Regions from separate parts of the Mus musculus genome. Here regions 2, 3 and 4 are each linked to region 1. The links are chromatin loops, found by intact Hi-C in ENCODE. Cell type or tissue: left cerebral cortex. All regions are shown on one strand. Region 1 has its middle 22 kb from the start of Uqcrfs1. Region 2 holds the start of Gm35302 (a long non-coding RNA gene). Region 3 overlaps Exoc2 (exocyst complex component 2). Region 4 has its middle 6.7 kb from the start of Foxf2.

Region 1 (5,000 bases):
GGTGCTGTTGAGGGTGTAGGTGGTGTGGATATGGAAAGAAACATATTTGAAGATGGGGCAGGGAGTAGTAAGACATAGGTCTTAGGTTTCTAGCATGGGAGACAGTATTACTTGAATCTATTTCCAGAAAAAATGAAATATTTACATTCAAGTCCAAGGTACGCTACAATAAGTTAAAATGTGGTCTTATTTGTTAAAAAAAAGGGACTTCTCACATGTTTATTTATTTCATTTTATTTAAATAAAAATTAGTTGATTAAAGGGGACCACAATGCAATAAGATAGATGATCTTATAGCACAAGAAAATTCAGAGACAGTTTCTGGCACCAGCAAGTTGCCAGGCTGGAGAGAGCAAGGGCTGTGCAGAGTGGGAACTGTTAAACAGGAGTGGGGGTGTGGTCAAGAAGCATCACTGGGACCCCCATTTCTAGGTATTGAGCAGTGGCTTAGCAAGGGGAAAATTCTATAGGAAGGCATCAAAATCTGGAAATAAAGCTTAGTGGGTGGAGAGCTTGCTACAACATGCATGAGGGCCTGGGTGTGGATCCTCAAGACCCATGTGAAAAGCTAGACATGGCTGTAGGCACTGTGTCATCCCTGGGTTGATGTAGGGGAGACAGGAGGATTAGTAAGTCTGCTGGTATTTTCCCTGTTCAGTGAGAGACCCTGTCTCAAGGACACAAGGTGGGTCTGAAGAAGTTCAGGGCATCTGATGGCTTCTTCAGATCACCACAGATGCAGAGAGAGGGGGGAGGGGGAGGGGGAGAGGGGGGGAGGGGGAGAGGGAGAAAGAGGGAGAAAGAGGGAGAAAGAGGGAGAAAAAGGGAGAAAGAGGGAGAAAGGAGAATTTCTTTAAAAAGAGCAAGGAAACCAGTCACAGGAGTCAAAGTCAGGAGGAACATATGGCCACAGCAGCAAGCCCATGAGAAGTGGACACTGTCCTGGTGTCTGTGGACCATCTGAGAGGGTTCTAGCCAAACAGAATGTCACCCTGCTCCTCTGAAGTAGCCAGAAGCCACCACCTGAGAGACAGGGACTGCCTGTCACCTTCTCTGGACTTACTGAAAGCCCAAGATGGCTCAGAGAGTCTTACACGCGTTCTCGCGACCGGCCAGGAAGAACACAGCAAATTTATTGCTTACATCTTCAGGAGCCAGAGAGCAAGAGAGCAAGAGAGCAAGAGCAAGAAAGCAAGAAAAAGAACAAGAACAAGAAAGCAAGGGAGAGAAAGCAAGAGAAAGAAAAAGAAAGCAAGAACAAGAAAGCAAGAGAGAGAAAAAGCAAGAGCAAGAGAGAGAACAAGAGAGAGAGAAAGAATGGCAAAACCCCGTCCCTTTTAAGGAGAATTATCCTCCGCCTAGGACGTGTCATTCCCTGATTGGCTGCAGCCCATCGGCCCAGTTGTCATCACAGGAAAGGCAGAACACATGGCGGGAAAACTGCCCCTGCACGTGTGCAGATTATGTTTACTACTTAGAACACAGCTGTCAGCGCCATCTTGTAATGGCAAATGTGAGGGCGGCTCCCAACAAGAGAGTAACAGGCTCTTGCTTTCAAGTCCAGTGACCTAAACTTGATCTCTGGATTGAGGGAAGGAGAGAACTGATCCCTGCAAGCTGTCCTATGCCCTTTGTGCATGCGCTATGGTGCGCTACCCCAGTAAATAAACAAAGGGAAAACACAAATGACTGCCAAAAGGAGTTAGTGGAGCTGTTTGTAACGACAGCCCTTGCCACAGGGGCAGGCTAGACAGCTCAGCTCCATGATAGTTGATTTTAGACCCAGCCCCTGAACTTGAAGAGCGAGAGGTCTTCCTCATCTTTTCTCTTTTACTCTCTCAAGCTCTGAGACAATCAACCACATCTCACATTCGGGTCATCAGAGGTATGGCTCATGAAGGACTTTCTGTGATACGTTCATATTTTTAGTCATCTGAAGAGTCACACTTCCATTGGCCTGGTAACTAGCCTGAAATGGAAGGTGAGGGCTGTTCTGGTGGCTTCATTTTCCAGTGTCATTGTCACAGAGTTTCTCCATTTCAAACTACCTTTCTCTGAACCACATCAAGGGAAAGACAAAAAGAACTGGGTTTGGAAGTACCAAGAACTCCAAGGCAGGCCTCAACCAGAATTCAAATGTGAATAGCACTTTGCCTAAAGGGGCCTACTGATCGGTTTTGAAAGGGCGGAAAGTATTGCCTAAAATTAAGAGCTACCAGTGGATACATATTCCATTTCTACATTAAACATGGGGAAATAAGCTACTTGGAAAGAAAGAAAATCTTATTTTTAGGATTATTTACAATTTACATCAATGATTTAGGAAGTTGGCCACAACTCTGATCCAGAAGAGAACATGAGACCATGGCAGGACACATGCAGAAGTCGCTGTGCATGGTCGGGGCCTCTTCCACAGTCCTCTGGCTCCCTCCAGAGGATATGTCGCTCCTGGATTAGTGAAGAAGACAACGCTACAGTTGCACACAAGTGGTCTGACTGGCCTATCTTTGTCACCGGCCCAGAGCTTCGAGGAAGAGCCACCAAGTCTCTTGGGATGAAAGTCTCAGGTCCGACCACTGGAGAGGCTTCTTGGATGTCCCGGTGTGGTTTGTCACCCTTCTGTGTGTGGAGATGGATTGGAGGGTTTGGGTACATGTAGTAAATGTTTAACAAATACATGTTTGATGACTTAACAATAAATACAATGCTAGCAAATTCAGGCTTCTGTATAACCATGGAACAAAAGACCAACACTTGCAAGGTTGTTTTTCTCCAGCTCGGCTTTTGTTTCTAAAAGGACAGGGGTGAGCATTAGCTTCTGATAGATGTGACTTAAGAGAGTTGAGACATGGGCCCCAGCAGCAGCACAGCCCATGGGCAGCAACAGGGCTTTAGGTAGCAGCACAGCCCATGAATCCACAAGGCCTTTGATGGTAACTTGGGCCTCGAACATCAACACCAACCCTGACTGCAGCAGGGCCTTGGACCTAGGCATGGCCCTTGGTGGCAGCATGGACCCAAACATCAGCATGGCCTTGGGTGACAGTCCAGGCCACTCATATCTGTATGGCTCCAGGGACAGCACAACCCACGGATGTCAGCATGGCCTTAGACTACAGCACAGACCATGGGCATCTGCATGACCCTTGGTGGTAGCACGTGCCACAGACATCAACACATCCACTGGCAGGCACACTCTTCTGCCATGTGCCCATCTGTGGCCTGCACTGCCACCAGAGGCTGTGTTGATGTCGATGGTCTGGGCTGCCTTCAAGGGCCTTGTTCTACTTGTCTGGGCCCCTACTGCAGGAGGGGACCATGCTCGTAGTCAGTATGGTCTCCAGAAACAGTGTGAAGGCACATGGTCTGTGCTTGCACTGACGGCAAAGATCAAGGAGATTACTTTGGTTGTCGTATCAATAACTGCAGACACATAGTTGAGGGGGAGGAGTGTGGAAAACTTCAGTGACACCCCTTATCCCTCACAACCCCCTCTCTCCCCAAAAGTAACAGCCTAGACTAGAAGCCACTGAAGAGAACACCTCAAGAGTATGATAAGGATGCTGATGTAGCTCTCCACGATTGATGGCTTCTGGTGGAAGTGCGGCAGGGGAAGGACTCAGTTCTGTTTAAGGGCAGGTTAGGGAGAGTTTGGCCAAGCTCCAGTGAGTACATGCAGATAGCACACATTAGATGTTTTACTCTTTTTTTATCTTTAAAATATTTTTAGGGGAGAGGTCACAACTGGGAAGGCAAACACAGGGCTGGGGAGTGAATATGATTGGGGAGCATGGTGTGAAACTTCCAGAGAATTAATAAAAATTCTACTTTGAAAAAAAAAGACAAGACAAGACAAGAAAGAAAAAGAAAAGAAAAGAAGAGAAGAGAAAAGAAGAGAAAAGAAAAGGGCTGAGGCATGAGTTCCCCTGGGAGAAGGGAATTATTAAGAAACGACAACCATTTAGCTTCTGTGATAAAGAGATAAGCATTCTTAGTCACAGATCAGCACAGGGTCTTGAGAGGATAAAACACAGGGCAAAAAGGTCCTGGTGTATGACTTATTGGGAAGCCCAGGAGAGGCTCAGGGTAGGCACTCAGGGATATAGAAGGGGTCTCCAAAACAGTCACAGATGTGTGCTAGGGGGACACAGTGAGGAGATGGGGATTTCAGAGGCTTCTGGTTCCCATCGTCCCTCTGATGAAAATGTTCCTAGAAAGGAAGTGACTGACTCTGAGTCACACAGTGCTAGGACTAGAACCCAGCAGTCTGCCCTTTGCTTCAGAACCTCTGTCTCTGAATCACGTCTTAAGGCTGAGGGCACTAGTGGAGACCTCTTAGGCTGTAAGAACCAGCTCTCTACAACTAGTTCATTGGAAATTGTGGGCTACTGGAAAGTGACATTAGTATTGGCTACTGGGCAGGGGACATTGTCGAGAGTTACCAGAAACCCAAGATGGAAGAGTTACATAGCTCTTCAGACCACAGGAACATCTCACGGTGCATCTTTGGGCACACTGTGATTATTGGATGTAGGTTTTGTCCTGGAGTCCCAGTAACGTTCATAAGCTAGCTAGGCATGGATCTCAGCTCTGCCCCTGGCTACCCCGACAGTTTCTACACAATGGCTTTCTCTCCTTCGATTCATTTTCCTCTTTGAGATGGTACATTCTAGTAGTATGTGCTGTGATCTGGAGTTTGACTGCTCTTTCTTACTCCAACATTGCCAAACAGGAGCAGGGAGATTGGGAGCATATTTACCTCTTTGTGCTTCACTTTAATCAGCCATAAAATGAGGACAATTGTATTACCTATGTACAAAGCTGCTATGGTAGTGAACAAGTTTGCTTGCATAAGGAGCCTGCAAGAGGGTCTGGAACAATCTTCAATAAAGCACAGCTGTTACTTGTGTTCACTGATGGCCAGACATAGGGGTGACAACATGGTCTTAGATGACCGAGTTTTGTTGAGCAACGGATATATGTGCAAGTACTTTGAGACT
Region 2 (5,000 bases), 520 kb before region 1:
GAGGGGCATGAAAAGAGAAGATGAGGAGGAGAAAAGTGGTCCTTGGGTGTTTCATACAGTCTAGCTATCATCTACCATCCATCTGTCTGTCTTCATATAATAGAAGCAGAAGGGGGCCACTTGGAGGGAAGAAGGGGGTCTGTAAGAGGATGAAAGAAGCAGAGAGAAAGGAATGGGTGTGCATATAAGCAAAGTAGAATGATGTCCATGTAAGAAAATGACATAATGACGCTTGTTGTTTTATACTCTAAAAATTCATTAAGACAGAAAGAGAGGCTAGCAGAGAAGGCCATTGCCATAGGGAGAATTAGTTAGGGAATGGCCAGAGGCAGCTCTTCCATGTTGGCTACTTTAGGAAGCTTTAACTCTTTCTAGCCCTTTTGGATGCTGATGAGAGACAACCTCACGATGAGAGAAGGATGGAGCTAACACCAGCACTGGAAAGCACAAATTGCTTGCTTCTGAAACAAGAAAAAGGCCTTAAGGAAGGCAAAGCTACTTGCTCACCACCGCAGAGCCAAGGCTCACACCGTGACTGTCATAGCTTCTTATATCAGGAGAGTACCACAGACGGACTTGTTCCAGTGCCTTAAAGGTGTCTGTGTAGATGAGACAAGAACAGCATCATGCTTTGAGGCTATGTAATTAATAACTAAGCCTGAGAGAATTCAAGTAAGCCCCGAAAGATCATTCCTCACCAAAAGAAAGGTTGAAAGCAAGTATGGAGTCAATCAGCGTGCACTGCTTCCTTCTGATTCAAAACACATTTCTCTGAAAATGTTCATATATCTAAAAAATGTGTATCACCACTTTCCACATTTTAAGATGCTGAGTTAAAAGTAGAGGGGCATAGGTGAGCTGTATATTTATTAACTATAATTGAACATGACTGCTTGCTAGATCACTTGTTACATATGAAATTCCAATTTTGGAAATTCTTATAATTTTCATTATGCATTTTAATGCAATAAGCTAAATGTATTAAAAATTTTTAAATATAAGTCATGTTTTATTCAGGCTTCCAAACGTAACTAATTTAGCAGAAGGTTCCAACATCTGCTTCCAAAACAGACTTAACAACCTCAGACCATAAGGCTGATTCTTTGCCTCACTCAAGAAATGTGCAAATATGGACCAGGGCTGGCTGGAGGCGCTTGGGAAGGTTCCTAAACGTGCAGAAGGTCACATAGATGCCAGTAGACAGAGAAGATTCCAGAAGTGCTGAAAAAGTCACTGAACTGATCAAGTTCTGACCTCGAGGAAGATGAGGTGTGGGGGAAGGGAAGTCTTGAGAGCTGGGGTCCCAGGGCCCCTGGCACTGTGTCCCCTCCATCACCAGGAGCTCTTCTACCTGAACAGCTACCAACCCTCACCTGAAATGACAAAAACCATGCCTTATTTATTTCAGTGAAATTTAAATCATAAAATGCATCATTACTGATTATCCAAACCCCATGACTAGGAAGAAAATAAACCTGGGAATTTCCACATTCACATTTATACACAAAAGCCTTTGTTTTAATGTTTTATGTCCCTATGATTTGTGAAACAAGGTTCATTCATTTGAAGTGTGCAATTCGATGGCTTTTAGTATGTCCACAACGATACAGCCATCATCATATAGTATAATTTAACAATAGTCGTGTATCCTAAAGAAACACTACAGTCACTTTATCGCCCCAACTCCCACTCAACGCCTCCCCGCAGCCCTAGGGAGTCACTAATTCATTTGTACTGCCAAAGAGACAGGACATTCATATACACAGAATCTTACACTATCTAGCTCTTTGTTATTAATTAACAACCTTTTTTTAAATAACTTCCTTAAAAATCCATTTTCAAAAGCATTTTTTCAAACCTCAATCCTTTTTTATTTCAGTAATCTAGACAATTTTGCAATCCAAGTTCGAACTTCATGTTTCCTGCTTTGAAAATGCGATTTTTTTTTTTTCTTATCTCCGGGACCATGAAGATTGTTTGGCTGTGGTAGGTGGCAGAGACAGCTGGCTGGCTCCAAAAGGAAAGTAACCAATCTAGGCATTGTGTGTCCTCTTGCGACCCCTGGTGGTTCATTGAGAGAGTGTTTTTAAAATGAATCCCTTGGAGCGTTTTAATCTCGAAACAGAGCACGACTACTAATTAATATCAAATGTAACTAAAATTTAAATTATGTTACTACATTTAAGTGTCCTACTATTTTTCTAGAAATTATAGACTTTAAGTCTGGTCCCCAAGCTCCTATTAGAACCCTGTCCAAATGCTTTCTTAATACTTTTCATTTTTCACAAGGAAACATTAAAAGCCTTTCATTTTATTCCTGTACAAAAACACAAAATCCTGACCGCCCTTTCATGACTTCATTACTGTCTTTAAAAATAAAATAAACAAGGGGTCAAAATTTTACTAAAACTTGTAGTACTAAAACCAAATAAAACAGACATTAAAGTAAAAAACACAAACTATATATTAGTAACAACAAAATCCTCTAAGGTCTGCGCTTGGTGAAACTTTCCTTCAGTTGTTTATCACAGCTATTGCTATTTAAGCATCGCTCCACTTTTAACTGGGTTTAAAACTGAAACTTTAATACTTACTGACTTTTTCCTAATTCTGAATTCCTTTTGTAAAATTTGAACTAGAAGGGACAATGAGATAAAATACTTATACAAATAACTTTCTATGTTCCTTTAAATACAATAAATTACTGCTATGGCCACACTAAATTATTTCTGATGCAGTTGTATTTCTGATTTATTAATAAAACTTTATAGTCTTAGAGTCTCAAACCTTGACAAAATATATATTACGTATATATTAAAACAAGGATCCTAGTTCACGTGGCGTCTAGACTCAAGAAGAAACCAGAAGCAGGCGAGTCAGAGCAGGGCAGGGACCAAAGTGAATAAAATCAAAGCTCACAATGCACAGTCATTAAAATATCACAAGGAAATCCATCAGTTTGCACAACGAGTACATTCTAATAAAAATATTAACAGGATACACACACATATACTGCTAAGGAATAACAGATTTTTTTTTAACTATTGTCTCCAGAAGCACTTTAAATTTTGCTCAAAGTTTGAAAACTCTTTAGAAGTGAATGTGTAATTTAACAGACATTATTACTCTGAAATTATTTATTTATTCTACTTTGTGGAGACTTAAAAATATATCTTTCTACCACCTAAGACAGAGAAATTTTAATAGTCATTTATCCATCTATAAATACATCGGTTTGAACGAAAGATTGCAAGTTAGAATTGAAATTGTAGATTTTTAATGAAACATCAGACCTACATAAGTCATTCCTTGGGAAAGCACAAAATGTATGCACACCTGTCTCCATGCACAAAGCAAAATGGAGCTTGCAGAGTCAGCAGGCTCTAGCTGATCCAGCTGGCGTTATCTGGATGCAGACGGCACCCTCAAGACCAGAGCCATCACTAACTGCAAGCAAGAAGAAATTGGAGACCCGTCCTTAACTCCACTGGAAAAAGGGAGAAAAAAATAAGCAGGGCTTTTTGTGACAAAAGAAATCGGAAGCAGAAGCCCACAGGTACCTGGATTTGTGCTGCCTGCCTCTGTAGGCACTACCACGGGACACAACGTGAAGAACGGGCTGTTCCAGCTTTGCTTCTGAACTCCTTCCATATCGCAAACCACTGTGGAACTCTTGCCATGGCTTTGGTATTGTAAGGATCATTGAATTAGAGGTAAATTTGATTTCTGTGATGCTGGACCCTTTACTTTTTATGTTGCCTAAAGAGTTTTAAAAAAAAGAAAAGAAAAGAAACTTGTTGTTTATTAGTGTTTGTTTACGATAATTGTAGAATAGTGAGAATAATTTAACTCATTTTCTTCCTCCCCCAACCCGTCACCCCATCCCCCACCCCCACCCCCAAAAGGAAATTGAAAGAACACGGCCTGAGATGTAGATCCAATCCGAGGTAGCACTCTTGCCTGGCGGTACAAACCTGGGATCTATCCCCAGCATGGCAAGTCACAGATCAAGAAATAAAAACCCCTTTTGAACTAGAGAGACTGATATATGATCCTGGCCTGGTGAATGTAGATAGAGGGGGGCTAAAGACAACAAAAGACCTTGCCTTAAAGCCCTTCTACCTTTTCTCAAAAGATGGTCAATTACTGTTTACGGCTCCAGCACTCTTTGATAGTAATCAGTGGCTTGCGTCTCCCTCCTCTCTTACCGCTGTTTACTCTGAGGGCCAGGGCACATTTCCATACAGTGAAACATATGTTCTACTGAAACCTGACCCTCCATCCCAGAGCCCACACTACAGAGATTAGCAAGACAAGACAAAAGGCTGTTGATGACAAAAGCCGCCACTAAGGACAATCTCCAAGCACATTTCTTAAAGCCATGGAGAAGGTAGACATTGGTAGTGGAGAGTGAAACACTTTAGAGGAGAAACTTTGTGTTGGTACCATTTGGCTGAGACGTGTCCCGCCCGCTCTGTGGCTAGCCATGTGCTCGAGTGATAGCCCCAATATAGTTTCATGACTGCAGAGAATTTGGGTCCATGTCCTGACACTGACACAGTATTGAGGCTCTGCTAGAAAGCAGCGGGTCTCCTGGATCCGCAGCGGGTTTATGGTTACTGCTTTCGTTTACGGTGAGTCTGGACAGTCTGGGACAGAGACCAACCCCAGAAGCATCCAAACCAGGAGAGTGAATTAGCTGGCAGTTTCAGCCGGCCATGTCCCATGGGTAACAGGAGGTTCTTGGTTAAATCTCCTGTTTCGCGTCCTAGATACTTTTGCATTTGCTGTAGGCTCGTGGAATGCTCAGACTTGTTTTGTAGAAATCCTCTCTCTGCCTATAAGCCCTTGAAGTCTTATCCTCACAAGGACTGAAAGCGTTCTTTACCACAACAACCTTACCTGGTAAGAAACCCAGTTTGCTGTGGGGTGTGTGTGTGTGTGTGTGTGTGTGTGTGTGTGTGTGTGTGTGTGTGTTTGTTTTAGTTTCCTAACAAGTT
Region 3 (5,000 bases), 300 kb before region 1:
GTTCTGATCTTTGTTCCCTTCCCAGCTCCCAGCAAACGCTGTGTAACCCATCAGCCATGTCCTAGCTGATTTGTGTGCACCCTGACTTGGAGGGCTACTCCAAGCCTCCCATCTTTCTCTAGTTAGAGAGGAGAGCAAGGTGGTTCCATGTCCATCTCCCAAGAGGTGCGGAGGTGCACCAGGTTGTCAGCGGTCTCCCAGGGTTTTCACTTTCACTCCTCACAACAGCTTACCTGTCCATCACTTCCCAAGTTATGTTCCTTTGTTTCCAAAATCTGTGCCTGTGTTCTTCCCTAGTGGAGGGATCTCATCAGATCTGACTTGTGTTCTGAGAGGACCCAGATCCTCTCAGGGTTGTATTATTCAGAAGGAAATGGATAACATTGAAAAAGATCTAGATTTTGAGTCAGAAGACTTTATTCACAGTCTCAAGGGTTCATTGCTGGTGCTGACTAGGAGTACAGAGAAGTACTACATAAGACTCATTCCTTCATATACAGAGACTATTATGGTCAAATGTACATCTCTATACCAGGTACAAACAAACTTCAGATTAACCATCTAAGTTTAAGAATTAGATTCTTGTTATTCTGTTTTCTTCCCACTTTCATGTAATGTTCAATATAACATACACAAACAAAATGTACTTGCTGAGAGTTAGTCTTTAGATTACTGAAGTAGTTCTCACTTTGAAGAGGGTCCAGAAGTCTTGTAATGGAGAAACCAAGTCAGCACAGTGGGGGAACAGGGCAGGATAGACTTGCACACTCAATCAACTAGAATGGAAGTCTTAATCCTAAATGAAAGACTGGTAAAGGACAGGCTTGAAGCCACTTGAGACATTGAGGGGGTTCTGTGTGTTTGGAGTAGCTGCTGCAAAGTCATTTACTTCCTGCACTATGAGAAGAATGTGTTAGGATAAAACAGAAGGTAGCAGAAGGGAAGATGGCCTCACATGCCCAGCTAGCTTAGTTTCTCTGCCATTCTGCCATATATTCACTTTAGAAAAATAATGTCATTTACAGTATGACTTCCTCTGGCCTTTTTTATATTCCATTTCCTATCTAAAAGTTATTTCAGGGCCCCTAGCAGCAGCCTTCTGTTTTTCTGGGCTATTTAATGGTGTTGTAGGCTTTATATATGCCTGTTGATGACCAAAAAGCCAGGCGTACATATGTACATATATATATAATTGGTTTTTTGAGACAAGGTTTCTCTGTATAGCCCTGGCTGTCCTGGAATTCACTTTGTAGACCAGGCTGGCCTCGAACTCAGAAATCCACCTGCCTCTGCCTCCCAAGTGCTGGGATTAAAGGCATGCACCACCACGCCTGGCTTTTTGTGCTGAAAATAATGACAGGCACTTGTAATGAAGAAGTGGGGAGATATATAATTACCAGAAGATGGATTTGCTTGCTTATTGACTTTAGAGACTTTAGTTCATCCTTTAGTCCCCACACCTCAAAGAGCAAGAACCTCTGTTTTTCTGCATTTTCTCCCCTGGAGTACTTAACTGTAAGTTACTCTGATTCTGCACAGAAAGAGTAACCAAGTGTGGGTGAGAACTGTTCCTGGAAAGTGGTTTTGCCTTAGTTTTAGTCAAGGATCTCCACTGAGGGCCCTGGATGAGTCACCATTCCAGAGAATGCCTCCCACTTATAGGAGCTCAGGCCCAGGCTGCCCTGAAGTGAACCACAGCAGCAGCAGAGCAGGGGCCATTCCTAGAATTTTATTTACAGATAGAGTTCTTCTGAACTGTAAAAATCCACTGTATTCATTAGACTACAATTATAGTCTAACAATTTTGTAAGGAATTGTTTAGGTGGACAGAGCCTTGAAGACTGTAACAGCAGGAGGCATTCTTCCCCTCTCCCTGTCTTTTGGGGAGGCTGGCATGGACATGGGATGGGACTGGGCCCCAGGACACTGGGCCAAGGAAGGAACAAGGAGCCCTTCAGATAGATAGTATGGCATTAAAATGTTCTCTCAAGTTGTGGATGATTCATAAACCATTTTCTAATAGTTCCTACACTTTATGTAGTTATTCATAATATCAACTTGTTTGGCCTTTGTGTACATAAAATGTTAAATGGAACATTTGACTCTTCCTTTGGAGGATATTGGAAGTAGGACACAGAGCCTTGAGCATTCCAGAAAAGGTTTCACTGTTGAGTTTCTACCCCAAATCCCTGTTTAAATCCTCAGTGTTATGCTTCTCTGTGTGTTAATTTTAGGACACAGCCAAGAAAACCAAGGCATAGGATATTGATGTTAAAGGGCAGAAGCCTATCACTGTACTTAATACAAGATCAGGATTATCTCTTAAATTCACCAGTACTGTCTAAGTTTGTTATGGTCTGTTTGAATTACAGGAGCAGAGGCTTTTGATAGTCCTGAGTAATTGCTGCTATTTAGAACGTCACACCTTCCTAAACATAGCAGAACATTTTGAAAAACACAACTTCCAGGGAATAGAGAAAATAACACAGGTAAGTGCTTTGTAGTTAGTAGGCAAGTCCAGCGCTTTGCCACATTATCGTCTCAGCACCTCTTGCCTCCCTGTACCCCAGTTCCCCAGGCCCCATGCTCACTCTTCACCCTACCCATCTGAGAATGATTTCCTTCCTCACTTTAAATTGTTAATGTAACACTGCTTTACTCAGGAGCAAAACTGTCTGATGGTTGAACTGGTTAACTTAACCCTGTTCTAAAAGTCTGTTCAAAGGTCAGGCAAGACAATCAGGAGAAAAAAGTCAAACCTAAATCTAAGAATCTTCCCCATTGACTCCTGACGGAAGAAACCTTGAGGCACTGCTGAGAGCAACCCTGATCCTAACTGCAAGGGATCACTTCCTGCTGATCCAACCTCTGCCTCCTGTCTTCTCTTCCCGACTGCAGCCCTCCCTTAGCCTGTCTGCTTAAGCACACCCTGTTCTCCTGAGGCTGGCCCTTCCTTCCTTCCTTCCTTCCTTCCTTCCTTCCTTCCTTCCTTCCTTCCTTCCTTCCTTCCTTCCTTCCTTCCTTCCTGACTTCACTACAACTTTTGCTTGCTTCGCGCTCCACCTGCTGGATGTAGGCAAAAATGTGCATGTGCATGCAGATCAGTGGAACCAGTTTTGTGCTTTAGAATGTTTGCTGTCTTGTTTATAGTTTTTCAAATAAGCAGAAAGGGAGAGAGAGGAAAAAAAAAGAAGTTCCTTGTTGCTAAAGGTTGGCTAGTTCCTGAGCAAAGTTTATCAGATTTCTGGGTAAAACTGAGCCACTGTCTAATGCCAGCATACTTTTCTCAGTGAAGAAAAGAAGAAAGATAATCATCTTGTCAATCATATAATCAGAGTTTACTCTCAGTGGACGATCTACTTTTTATAAATGATGCTTCCAGTTCGTAAACTGGCTTGGGTTTTTTTTTTTTAAATAAATGAAAATGTCAGAGTGGGTGGCTCTGTCTTGTTTTCCTGCCTTTCGTAAAGATTAATCATCCTGCTGATAAATGTTGTGACTTGAGGCTTTGAGGTTGAATGTCTAGTTTATTTCCAGAAAGCTTTCATGTTCATAATTACAAGATCTGTGCAAGGGGGAGGAGGCTTTGTTTTTATTCAGAAAAATCGTAACGTGACTGTATGTACATATGAAGAACTTTATTGTTTTTGCCCTTAATGATATGTGATGTCATTAAGAATTGCATATGAAAGAAGCAATGTTTGACATTTAAGTTTTTGTGAAATAATAAGCAGAAATTATGTTGCTTTACTTTATACTATTAAGAAGCAAAATGAAACTAATATAAAGGGAGGTTTTTGATCTCTTTTCCAGTCTGTGTCTGAATCACAGAGAAAGGTAATATGAAGGCCCGGGGAGAGCGCAGAATAAGCAGTAGGCTTTTTGACCACTCAGCAGTATGAGCTTTAAAAAAATTATTTCTTGAGTGTCTTGAAACTATTCAGTTGTGGCTGCAGTGACTAGAGTAAAGCGATGTGGACACCCACTGGCTGTACTGTGTGCCGTGTGCCGAAGCTCTCATTTTCATGGTGTCAAGCAAGAAAAACCCACTTGCTCTGAAGAAAAAAATAGGTCACTCATAGCCCTTATTTTTCACAGTTCATGATATACTCAAGGAAATGAAACTAATTGATTAATGTGCATCATTTTAACATGCGACACTAAGTGGTGATTCACTAGATAAGAATATCCCTGTAAGGTTCCACCTTAAAGCAGGCCCCTTGAGGCCTCTGTAACTTCTGGGTCACAGGGAGCAACTGCTGTGTGCCTAGAAAGTTCCACCTACTCATCCATTTTCTCGTTGTATTTGTTAAAGACCTAATTACACATATGTGCACACACACACACTCTTGACTTTTTTTAATTTATTTTTTTAATTAGGTATTTTCTTCATTTACATTTCAAATGCTATCCCAAAAGTCCCCCAGACCCTCACCCCCACACACACACTCCCCTACCCACCCACTCCCACTTCTTGGCCCTGGCGTTCCCCCGTACTGAGGTATATAAAGTTTGCAAGACCAAGGGGCCTCTCTTTCCACTGATGGCCGACTAGGCCATCTTCTGCTACATATGCAGCTACAGACACAAGCTCCGGGGGTACTGGTTAGTTTTAATTGGTTCTTTGTGAGTTTCACATCACGCTCTCCAGTCCTGCACACCTCCCCATCCCAGCATATCTGCCCTTTGCTCTTGCAATCTACCTCCCTTCCCAATACACACAAACAAACAAATAAACAAACAAAAGCAAAGCATAGAAAACTATCTCATCATGGAAGAATGAAAATGTCACAATGTATGCCATGGTATACTGCCTCTGTCCACACACTTTCACTTTCAAATGTTCATTGCAATGACCTAACTATATTTTTGAAAAGGAGAGATAAAAATCAAGGTCATCTTTAATGTACTAGACTAAGTATTTATTTAATAAGACATATCCCTTCTGACTTGTCCCGTCACCCCCATAGTAAGTCTAGACCTGTCCCGAGTCACCTGCA
Region 4 (5,000 bases), 1.1 Mb before region 1:
TTTCCTTGGCCAAGAACTTCTATACTCCTTCTATACTTCTATATATGCCTAGTGAGAGAGGCAAGAGCCAGATTTTATTTGCATTCATCCATCAGCACTCCAAGTGCATGTGTTCAGGGCAGGACTCTTAAAGCCACCCTCCTCAAAGATCAGTGCCACAGCTCAGGAGGTCTGGCTATAGGCAAGACTCTGTGTGACCCAGTTGGCCAGGTCATAGAGGTGCTTGGAGTGGGAGGACAAAGGGCTAATCTACCAGACCTCCCCTCCTTTCAAAACAAAACAACACAACAACAACAAAAACTCCTAGGCCTCTTTCTATCCATTTCTAGATGGCCATAATGAGAGTTCCACGAGGAACCTGTCCCCACAGTACCCACTCTCACCCCACCCCTGCAGGAAGGAACAAGTGCCATTTAGGTTTCTACAGCCTGCTATGTTTAGGGATGGCGGTGCCAAGGGCACAGGCCAGGGTCCCCCTCAAAGGAAGATGAAGAAGTTGGGAGACCTGCACTTCGTATCTGGGAAGAGAGTGTGAGTGCAGATGCCCCCTAGGCACGTTGATTCTGAGAGGCCTCTTGTACAGCTGGGGGAAAATATCTGCTGGCTTTGGGGCTTTGAGATTATCTAGAAACCTGTGGGAGTCTGGTGGCCTCATGGCCTTGACACTATAGCAGACAGCACAGTACACTCAGGAGTGGCCACCTTGCCTGTCCCTGGTTATCTTTTCTCTTGGGAATTCGCATGCACACCCCTCCCTTCCCACCTACCTCTCTCCCTACCCTCTCTCTCCCTCTTTGAGTTTTCTCAACCCCCTCCTTTCTTCCACCTTGGAGGTGGCTAGGGTGGCTTGCCACTCGGGCTCACACGGGGAAGCTCTGCAGAGCCCGAAGAGGTCACTCCAGGAGGGCACTGGGCATGCACACAGGGATGCTACAGAAAACACCCACCAACACCCAGAGGCTGCAAGGCTGGCCCCAGACCTCCCCGATGGAGCGGGAAAGTCGGCTGGCTGCGGGCAGGCTTTCACGGAAGCGCCCTGGAGGTCCCAACCCAGTGGCCGGGTTTTCTTCTCTAGTTTGGCAGGGTCTCCTCGCCCTCTGCCTTCCCTTCCCCCCCAAATAAATAAATAAATATCTAGGAGGGCAGCGATCTCGGCGGGGCGCTGGGCCCCGCGACTCCGCGCAGATGAACTTCCTGGCGCATCAAGACTCGCTGCAGTCCTCCCGCCGAGCGCAGGATATGGGGCGCGCTCGCCTCTCTTCAGAAAAGGAAACGTAGCTCTTCCAAAAATATAAATCAGTTCTGACGTCCAAATATTTCTTTTGTCCTCCAGCATCCTCTGTAGGGATAAATAAAACGTGCTAGGCGCCCAGAGGCCGACTAGGGACCTCGGGGCGCCCAGACGCCGCCTCTGAAGTGCTGCTTCTTGCGGAGTCTCCCTCCCCATTTGCCACTCTTACCCGGCCTTGGACCCCTTCAGCTTGCCCCTTGGTCCCTGGAGTCTTAGAGGGCGATTGGCTTACGGGGCTGGCCCAGGGGGTGCTGGGGAAAAAAAAGAAGTCCCGGAGAGCAGGGCCTGAGCAGCCCCTTTCACCACCCAGCTAGCCCCCAATTTTCCAGTCCACACAGGGTGTGCACCTAACCCTTCCAGGAGGGGGCTCCTGGTGCCTCATGGCCTCGGGTTTCAGTAGTTCCAGGAGGACTCCGGAAGACCCCACATCAGGCCGAGAATACTCCTTGGGCATTCCTAAGGCTGCTGCTGCTCACCCAGAGTCAGCGAGGAGACTGTGCAGCTGATAACAGGGCTATCAGCCTGCCAAACTCACGTGTTGGCATGGGTTTAGTCAACCTTGTGCAGCTGATAACTGGGCTATCAGCCTGCCAAACTCACGTGTTGGCATGGGTTTAGTCAACCTTAAGCCTGTTCGCCTCGTAGGAACACTTTCTAGTTCTGTTAGGGTTTCCACTGGGATTAGAAAACAGCTCAACAGTAAGGCAAACCACAGCCAGCAAAAGTGGCAGAGAAACCAGCAAGACCCGAAAGAAGGTGGGTTGAGGGTGTGTTCCACAACTCCATACCCCTTCTCTTCTCTCTCCTGAAGCTGGGGTGTTGGGAGTCTCCTCTCCCCACCAAGTCCTCCCCCCTCCACGTGCACCTATGAGGTGAGCCTGAAAGAGTGGGGTTCATGGATACAGGACAGAGGTTCCCATCTGTCCTGGGCATTCCCCCTCCCGACAGTCTCAGCCTAACTCCAATATTCTTGTGTGGGTCTGGCTCGAGATTGGGCTGCGTGTGGGCGCTCTTCGCTTACCCCTTTCCTCCAGGGGATCTTCATGGCTGAGCTGCCTCAAAAATCTCCCGTGCAGAATATCTTAGAAGGGTTTAGACAATCTGTCACCCACCACTTCAAGAATGCTTCCTCCCTTTCAAACACAATCCTTGGACACCAGAAAGTCTGCAGTGGGCGTGCGCTTGAAAAGAGAGTAACTATGTAACCAGCGTCAGAGACGCTCGGAACGCTTTCAGAAACAAGGACCAGGGCCAAAAATCCCTCCAAATGATTTACGGACCCCCTCGTCCTCTTTCCCACCTTTTCCAGGACTCTGCCTTGCGCCTGCCAACCTACATCCTCGCTCTGAGTAATGTCAACTTTGAATACTTCTTGGTTTGTGTTTTTGGGAGGACACACTTTGCTTCCCGAGGTTCAAAGAAGATAGTATGTCTAGGATGACATACTTGTGGGGTTTGCTCGCAAAGTCTTTGCTGCTTGAGAGGGAGCGAGCTGCAAAGCCTGGTTGTGGATTTTTGGAGTGTCAGTTTGCTTTTGTGTCTGCTCTGGCGACTTGGGGGAACTGAGACGCGCCCAGTGTTCCTCTTGTGTCCGCTGGGTGGCGCCAGGCTCTTGGAAATGGCAGCCCCTGGGGCAGCCTGCAGCGGTCCACCCCCCAAAGGCTTGGTTTCACCTGCGGGCGCTGGAGCCGGGTGGGGGTGGGGGTGGGCAGCACCCTCCCCCCAACCCCCTTGCAACTGGTTGAGGTCTATTAGTGTTGCGCTAGGTGGATAGATGCCTTCAAATACTGGCTTATCACGTCCTCGTCCTCGGTTGGTCCCCCTTAGAGGCACATTCTCCAGTTCCATTTTCAAAGGAAAAAGAGCTAGGTCCAGGTGAAGAGGTCGGTCAGTTCCTTTAGTTTTTGGTTTTCAAAGGCGGTATGAGCGGTGGTGGTGGTAGAGGCGGAGCGGGTAGGAGTTAAGGGCATTATGCCTTAGTTTTCAATTACATAGGGAGCTCCTGGAGCTTTACTCTGGTCCTGTAAACAAATGAGTGAACCGAAAACAAATAAGGGAACCAACCAACCAAGAATACACCAACCAACCCCCAGGCTTGTTGTGTCGGGGTTCCGCAGCGATTTTCTACAAACGGCCTATTTTTCTTTTTTTTTCTGGACCTCAGCCATCTGGTCTCCCGTTGTCTTCAGTGACGGCAATACTAGGGGTTGCTTTTGTTCTCATTCTTCTAGACAGAGGAAAGCCTATGTGGCTTCTTAAAATTGTCCTGGTGAAATCCTGCAAAGTGAAACGAAACCTGAAGGGTCCTTGAGGGACAGGCTGGACCTAAAGTGGACGCTCCAGGCAGGTGGGAGTAGGCTCTGGCAGCAGGCTGGGGTTGAACCAGACACACCCAAGCATCCTACTGGCTGGAAAGGAAAGGAAAGGAAAGGAAAGGAAAGGAAAGGAAAGGAAAGGAAAGGAAAGGAAAGGAAAGGAAAGGAAAGAAAAGAAAAAAAAAAAGAAAAAAAAAGAAAAGAAAAGAAAAGAAAGGAAAGGAAAAGAGAAAATCCCTTAAAATGAGTGCAAATAAGTTATTGGTGCAAACAGTAAATCCTTTTGTGAAGTTTTACTTTGGTATTTTGTATTTGATATTGCGAAGAGATTCACAGTACAGTGATAGGGAATATGCAGAGTCTCCCTCTCTCCCACTCTCCTGACAACCAAGTATCAAGTTTATTATCTCGATTGCCTTAATTATTTCCTCAATTTTCATTTCTGGCTGAAATATTTTAAGCACCTCTAGAAGTCATGTTTTTGAAAATGCACATTTTTCCTCCCCTTAACACCCCCAAGTCTTTCATTTTTTGGATAAACAAGCAACTCCCCCCCCCCCCGCCCCCAACTACCACCACCACCAACAGGACACTCAGAATCAGGGCAGGACAAGTGCTCTGCATATTTTTCACCAACAGAATTTTCCAATGTGATGCTCCCCTCTCCCCCAGAGGGACTTTAAGCCCAAGTTTTGGCTTTGCTCTGCCAGCTTTCTTCCTTGAAAGTCCAGTGTGTGCTTACCATCACGATCCTCCCTCCCTCGTCACCAGAGTCAACTCTACATTGCTTTCTTTAGCACAGCCCATATCAGTTCTAGAGAACACATCTCTCTCTCTCTCTCTCTCTCTCTCTCTCTCTCTCTCTCTCTCTGTGTGTGTGTGTGTGTGTGTGTGCAAGTATGTGATGTATGTATGTATGTAAGTATGTATGTATGTATGAGATCATCCTTGTACAGCATTTTAAAATACATTTCTAGGCAGGGGCTATTTGTGGGAAGAGCTTTTCTCATAGTTTGAAAGTGCCTGCAGGAGAATGTCTGATTGGCCAGGGGGGCTAGGGAGAGCTGCAGATGCTGGCAAAGACGTTTATTAGCCTTGCTCCTTGACCTCTTGACTAATGTCAAGACTCTATGTACATTTATTAAATATTTGTTGATTTACTCATTTTTTTCTGTGTCCTTGAGGGCACATGTTCTGCTCTTTCATGTTCAATGAAATCTTAGCTGATAGGATAGATCACTCCAGAATGGTGATAGGTAGCCCTAAATTTACAGCTTGCCAAATTACACTTGGTCATAGTGATTTCAGATCCGTTGCTAAGTATGCTCGAACTTCTGTTTTTACATCTTTTTCCGTAAAATATAAATACTAAAAATTAAGAGATAATGACCATA

Evidence for each region. Hi-C counts contacts between places; a loop is a spot of excess contacts. Peaks named below come from ENCODE experiments on the same cell type or tissue, not always from the same donor. Only the 100,000 strongest peaks of a DNase experiment are listed, where the experiment ranks them.
Region 2: a loop joins it to region 1, with 3 times the contacts of the local background. A loop is called at or near these places in 8 of 42 quality-filtered maps.
Region 3: it touches region 1 in a loop (3.0-fold over the local background); 11 of 42 quality-filtered maps call a loop at or near these places.
Region 4: it touches region 1 in a loop (4-fold over the local background); 11 of 42 quality-filtered maps call a loop at or near these places.

The regions. Positions count from the first base shown.
Region 1 is chr13:30,564,412-30,569,411 of GRCm38, reverse strand. No RefSeq gene overlaps it. Among named protein-coding and RNA genes, the nearest start is that of Uqcrfs1, 22 kb to the right of the region's middle. In left cerebral cortex, a CTCF peak has its summit at 2,427; DNase peaks (open chromatin) are centred at 2,431 and 3,114.
Region 2 is chr13:31,079,656-31,084,655 of GRCm38, reverse strand. It overlaps Gm35302 (a long non-coding RNA gene), which reads right to left and starts at 3,759. Exons shown (of 4, transcript XR_382159.2): 1 at 3,561-3,759; 2 at 3,337-3,447; 3 at 1,255-1,373; 4 at 253-599. In left cerebral cortex, a CTCF peak has its summit at 2,070 (motif pointing left); a DNase peak (open chromatin) is centred at 2,049.
Region 3 is chr13:30,862,320-30,867,319 of GRCm38, reverse strand. Exoc2 (exocyst complex component 2) reads left to right here. Exons shown (of 28, transcript NM_025588.2): 22 at 2,373-2,489. Among named protein-coding and RNA genes, the nearest start is that of Hus1b, 83 kb to the left of the region's middle. In left cerebral cortex, a CTCF peak has its summit at 3,083 (motif pointing left); DNase peaks (open chromatin) are centred at 1,610 and 3,066; H3K27ac peaks cover 678 bases.
Region 4 is chr13:31,616,591-31,621,590 of GRCm38, reverse strand. No RefSeq gene overlaps it. Among named protein-coding and RNA genes, the nearest start is that of Foxf2, 6.7 kb to the left of the region's middle. In left cerebral cortex, a CTCF peak has its summit at 2,882 (motif pointing right); DNase peaks (open chromatin) are centred at 2,878 and 3,130; H3K4me3 peaks cover 1,210 bases; H3K27ac peaks cover 2,138 bases.